Linked DNA regions of Homo sapiens: region 2 is linked to region 1. Evidence: read pairs that join two places in POLR2A ChIA-PET (ENCODE). Cell type or tissue: MCF 10A. All regions are shown on one strand.

The links. ChIA-PET counts read pairs that join two places held together with the same protein. Peaks named below come from ENCODE experiments on the same cell type or tissue, not always from the same donor. Only the 100,000 strongest peaks of a DNase experiment are listed, where the experiment ranks them.
Region 2: POLR2A ChIA-PET joins it to region 1 with 5 read pairs; 5 of 35 experiments call an interaction of 5 or more read pairs at or near these places.

The regions. Positions count from the first base shown.
Region 1 is chr9:124,761,724-124,764,223 of GRCh38, reverse strand. All of the region lies in intron 1 of NR6A1 (nuclear receptor subfamily 6 group A member 1), which reads left to right. It overlaps LOC124900274 (a long non-coding RNA gene), which reads left to right. Exons shown (of 2, transcript XR_007061773.1): 1 at 1-2,500. Among named protein-coding and RNA genes, the nearest start is that of NR6A1, 8.3 kb to the left of the region's middle. In MCF 10A, no CTCF peak of the experiment used is centred here; no DNase peak of the experiment used is centred here.
Region 2 is chr9:124,900,503-124,903,002 of GRCh38, reverse strand. GOLGA1 (golgin A1) reads left to right here. Exons shown (of 23, transcript NM_002077.4): 13 at 2,456-2,500. Among named protein-coding and RNA genes, the nearest start is that of GOLGA1, 39 kb to the left of the region's middle. RefSeq lists an enhancer at 2,266-2,500. In MCF 10A, no CTCF peak of the experiment used is centred here; a DNase peak (open chromatin) is centred at 1,082.

The DNA.
Region 1 (2,500 bases):
GCTTAACCAGATAGTTTTTTCTTTTCTTTTTTTTTTTTTTGTGATGGAGTCTCACTCTGTTGCCCAGGCTGGAGTGCAGCGGTGCGATCTCTGCTCACTGCAACCTCAGCTTCCTGGGTTCAAGCGATTCTCCTGCCTCAGCCTCCTGAGTAGCTGGGATTACAGGCATCCACCACCATGCCCAGCTAATTTTTGTGTTTTTAGTAGAGACAGGGTTTCACCATGTTGGCCAGGCTGGTTTCGAACTCCTGACCTCAAGTGATCCACGTGCCTCAGTCTCCCAAAGTACTGGGATTACAGACATGAGCCACCGCGCCTGGCAGTTTTCATTTTTAAAACTAGTTTTATTAATTCAAGTCCCCATTTCAATCATGAAGCTGTATGAAGCTGTATCACCTTGGAAGAATTAAAAATTCAGTCTTTTAATTCCTTATGCTCCACTGGATCAGATGCAATGTTCTTTTTATTATGGCTAATTCCAGTTTATCTAATTTAGTCTTTCTGTCACGAAAGAAAAGCTAGAAGACAGAACACTTCTGTGTAGCCTTATGTACTTTATCCCCCTTCCTCATCCCTTGCTTTTTAAAATTTATAAACAAATAATGAAGTAGTACTCAATTGTATTTTCTGTCATTCTTTGACCATTCATTACTATTGTTTGTTTCAAACTTAATCTCTTCCCATTTATTGAGTCCTTAAATTTATTTATGGTTGCATCCAAACCAGTGATTTTCAAAGTGTGGTCTGCAAACCTCTGGGGGTCCTTGAGACCCTTTCAGGATGTTCTTAAATATATTTTAATCGTAATGCTAAGACATCATTTGCCTTTTTTACTGTATTGACATTTACACTGATTTTGCAGAAACAATAGTGAGTAAAAACTGTTGGTCCCTTACCAGAAATCAAGGCACAAACTGTATTAGTAGTCATTATATTCTTCACTTCCATGCACTTGTATTTTTCAAAAAGACTTTTCCACTTAATGTCATCCTTGATGAAGCAGTAAAAATGATGATTAAATCTTGACCCTTGAGTACATGTACTTTTGATATTCTGTGTGACAAAATGGAAAAGTACATGCCAAGCACTTCTGGTGCAAACTAAAATGGTTGTTTTAAGACAAAGTGCTTGTGTGATTATGTTGTGATCTGAGCCAGCTACTTTTGTTCATGGAATACTTGAAATAATTAAACTATACTTGATTCAGCCTTGGGCATTTGGCAGACTATTTTTTTCTTAAACGAACAGTGAGTCTGTCATATCAAGGAAAACTGACAGTATTGGTTGCCAGTAAATAAAATTTGAGCTTTCAAGCAACAATTAGTTTTGGAAAACTTGTACTTGCCACTAAGAGCTTGACAGCTTCCCAATGATTAATGTCTTCTGATGAGATGGATGATGAAATAAATATGATTTTCGATGTTATGAAATGTGTCAACATTTTGAAAATCTGAATATCTCAGTAATTCAGTATTTTCCAAAAGATCTATGTGTGATATTACAGGATCCTACACAGCTAAGAGATCTGTTCAAAATGCCAGATTGATCAATGGATTTTAATGTAACGGATTACACATAGTTCATTGATATGGTTTTAAACTCACACTGAACTAACCTTTAAGAAAGTACCACTTAATTGAGTTTTGGTGTAGTATCAAAGAAGACTATCCACAATTACTTTAAAAAGCAAATACTTCTTCCTTTTCCGATTATAAATCTGTGGGGCCAGATTTTCTGCCTGTGCTTCAACAACAACAAAAAATCACAATATACTGAATGGGTAAACAGATAGGAGATCTAGCTGCTAGGATTAAGCCAGATATTAAGGAGATTAGCAAAATGTAAAACAATGCCACTCTTCTAATTTTTATGTTTTATTGGACAATTTTATTTTTCATAAAAATGTTATTTGTACTAACGTGAATTTATTAAATTTAAATGGATTATCAAATATTTTAAATTTTTCATAGGTTTATTTTCCAGTATGATAAATATCAATAGACAAAGCCACATAAATATCAACCCTTTAGGGTCCTTCATAATTTTTAAGAGTGTAAAAGGGATCCTGAAGAACACTCAGGCATAAATATATGAGAACTCCAGGTCTAAATGAACTAACGAAATGTGTAAAGAAGATGGTGACTTCACCAGATACCATTAGTAGTACTTTTTTTACTTTGGAGTTTTCTTACTTCCCTCGATAATTGAGCTACTTTTATTGAAAATGAGTTCATATCATTTTAAGTTTTCTTTGCTTGGGAATACATGAAATGTGTGGTAGTGCACTCTCACTGAGTTCTCTGATAAAGCTTTTGTTACCTGCTACATGAAACCTGTTGCTTAACTGATAATTGTCTTGTGGCAGCAGTTTTTCAAGAGAACCAGTTGCCTCACCAAGGGTAGACTTACATTTGTGGAAATAAATCTGACAACAGAATTTCTTAAGAGTCATTGCTATAGAATAATGAACAATTTATAAGAGATAAAGATCCTATCGTGC
Region 2 (2,500 bases), 140 kb before region 1:
GCTTCTAAATTGAGACTTAGGTATTTTCTGATCTCAGGAGTGTAAAACAACGTCTTAGTTTTGGCGCTACCACCAATAAAATTTGCAGTCATGAGCTAGTAACAATCCTGTTCTTCTCCGTGGACTAGTAGCCCCTTTCTCATGGGATTGTTTCGGTTAAATCTAAGATGTGAATGTATGTGAGGAGCCTAGGCCTTAAAAACGTCCTCTCCTTGGCTGGACACGGTGGCTCATGCCTGTAATCCCAGCACTTTGGGAGGCTGAGGCGGGCGGATCACAAGGTCAGGAGATCGAGACCATCCTGGCTAACACGGTGAAACCCTGTCTCTACTAAAAATACAAAAAATTAGCTGGGCATGGTGGCAGGCGCCTGTAGTCCCAGCTACTCAGGAGGCTGAGGCAGGAAAATGGCGTGAACCCAGGAGGCGGCGGAGCTTTCAGTGAGCCGAGATCGCGCCACTGCACTCAAGCCTGGGCGACAGAGCAAGACTGTCTCAAAAAGAAAAAAAATCCTCTCCTTGTGTGTCTACCTCTCCTTCACCAAGCTGCATACAGCCTTCCTTGTGCTTATGTTTAATAATAAAGCTCCCCAGCTGGGCGCGGTGAATCACACCTGTAATCCCAGCACTTTGGGAGGCCAAGGCAGGCGGATCATGAGGTCAGGAGATCGAGACCATCCTGGCTAACACAGTGAAACCCCGTCTCTACTAAAAAATAGAAAAAATTAGCTGGGTATGGTGGCAGTTGCCTGTAGTCCCAGCTACTCAGGAGGCTGAGGCAGGAGAATGGCGTGAACCCGGGAGGTGGAGCTTGCAGTGAGCCGAGATCATGCCACTGCACTCCAGCCTGGGCGACAGAGCGAGACTCCATCTCAAAAATAATAATAATAATAATAAAGCTCCCCAAGGCCAGACCTTATTCAGTAAATAAGAAGGCTTTCTAAGAGAAATTCATAGATGTAGCTTGAATCTGGTAAAACTGCCATCTTGGAGAGCCAAGTGCAACTCAGTACTAGACAGTGAGTCCCTGAGGGCCAGTCTACATCTGTCCCACTCACGGCACTGGCCTCGTGCCCAGGTGCAGTTCCTGGTATGGAGTCAGTCTTGCTCAGTATTTGTGGAATGAGTAAATCCTGAATTTGTATTGTGAACAGTAATTCCACTTCAAGGAATCTGTCCTAAGGAAGTGATTCAAACCAGTTAAAAAAATACTGTGTGTCCTGGCCAACATGGTGAAACCCCGTCTCTATTAAAAATACAAAAATTAGCAACCAGGTGCGGTGGCTCATGCCTGTAATTGCAGCACTTTGGGAGGCCGAGGTGGGCGGATCACGAGGTCAGCAGATCGAGACCATCCTGGCTAACATGGTGAAACCCTGTCTGTACTAAAAATACAAAACATTAGCTGGGTGTGGTGGCATGTGCCTGTAGTCCCTAGCTACTCAGGAGGCTGAGGTAGGAGAATCACTTGAACCCAGGAGGTGGAGGTTACAGTGAGCCAAGATTGCACTACTGCACGCCAGCCTGGGCAACAGAGTGAGACTCCATCTCAAAAAAAAAAAAAAAATAGCTGGGCGTGGTGGCGTGCGCTTGTAGTCCTAGCTACCCAGGAGGCTGAGGCAGGAGAATCGCTTGAACCCAGCAGGCGGAGGTTGCAGTGAGCTGAGATCACGCCACTGCACTCCAGCCTGATGACAGAGTGACACTCCATCTCAAAAAAAAAAAAAAAAATAGGCCGGGCATGGTGGCTCACGCCTGTAGCCCCAGCACTTTGGGAGGCTAAGGCAGGTGGATCACGAGGTCAGGAGATCAAGACCATCCTGGCTAGCACAGTGAAACCCTGTCTGTACTAAAAATACAAAAAATTAGCTGGGCATGGTAGCGGGCACCTGTAGTCCCAGCTACTCAGAAGGCTGAGGGAGGAGAATGACGTGAACCCAGGAGGCGGAGCTTGCAGTGAGTGGAGATCATGCCACTGCACTCCAGCCTGGGCGACAGAGCAAGACTCCATCTCAAAAAAAAAAAAAAAAAAATACTGTGTGAAGATGTTAATTGCTGCATTCTTTTAGATGGGAAAAACAGAAAGCCTAAGTAGGCAGCACAGTAGGCAAATGGGTCAGTAAATTACAAAACACTCTAGAGGAAATAATAATCTGAGGTCTAAAGATTACATGGAGACAGAAGGACATTTAAGAGTAGGGAAAAGATACAAAGTTTTACATTGTCCTATTAAAACTTTATATAAAGCTATAAACAAAAGTCATTAAAAGAGAGTTTAAGAAAATACGTTAGAATGCTAGTGTTTTATAATGGTAGACTTATGCAGTATCTTTTTTCTCAGGTTACATTTTTCTATAATGTACCTGTTTTATTTAAATCGCTTTGCATTTTAAAGCCATTTGTTACCACTCTTCAGCTTCTTGTGAACAGAAAGAATGCTTCTGCTTCCCTCTCAGGTGAGAGAACTGGAGCAGACCTTGCAGGCCTCTGAGGAGCAGCTC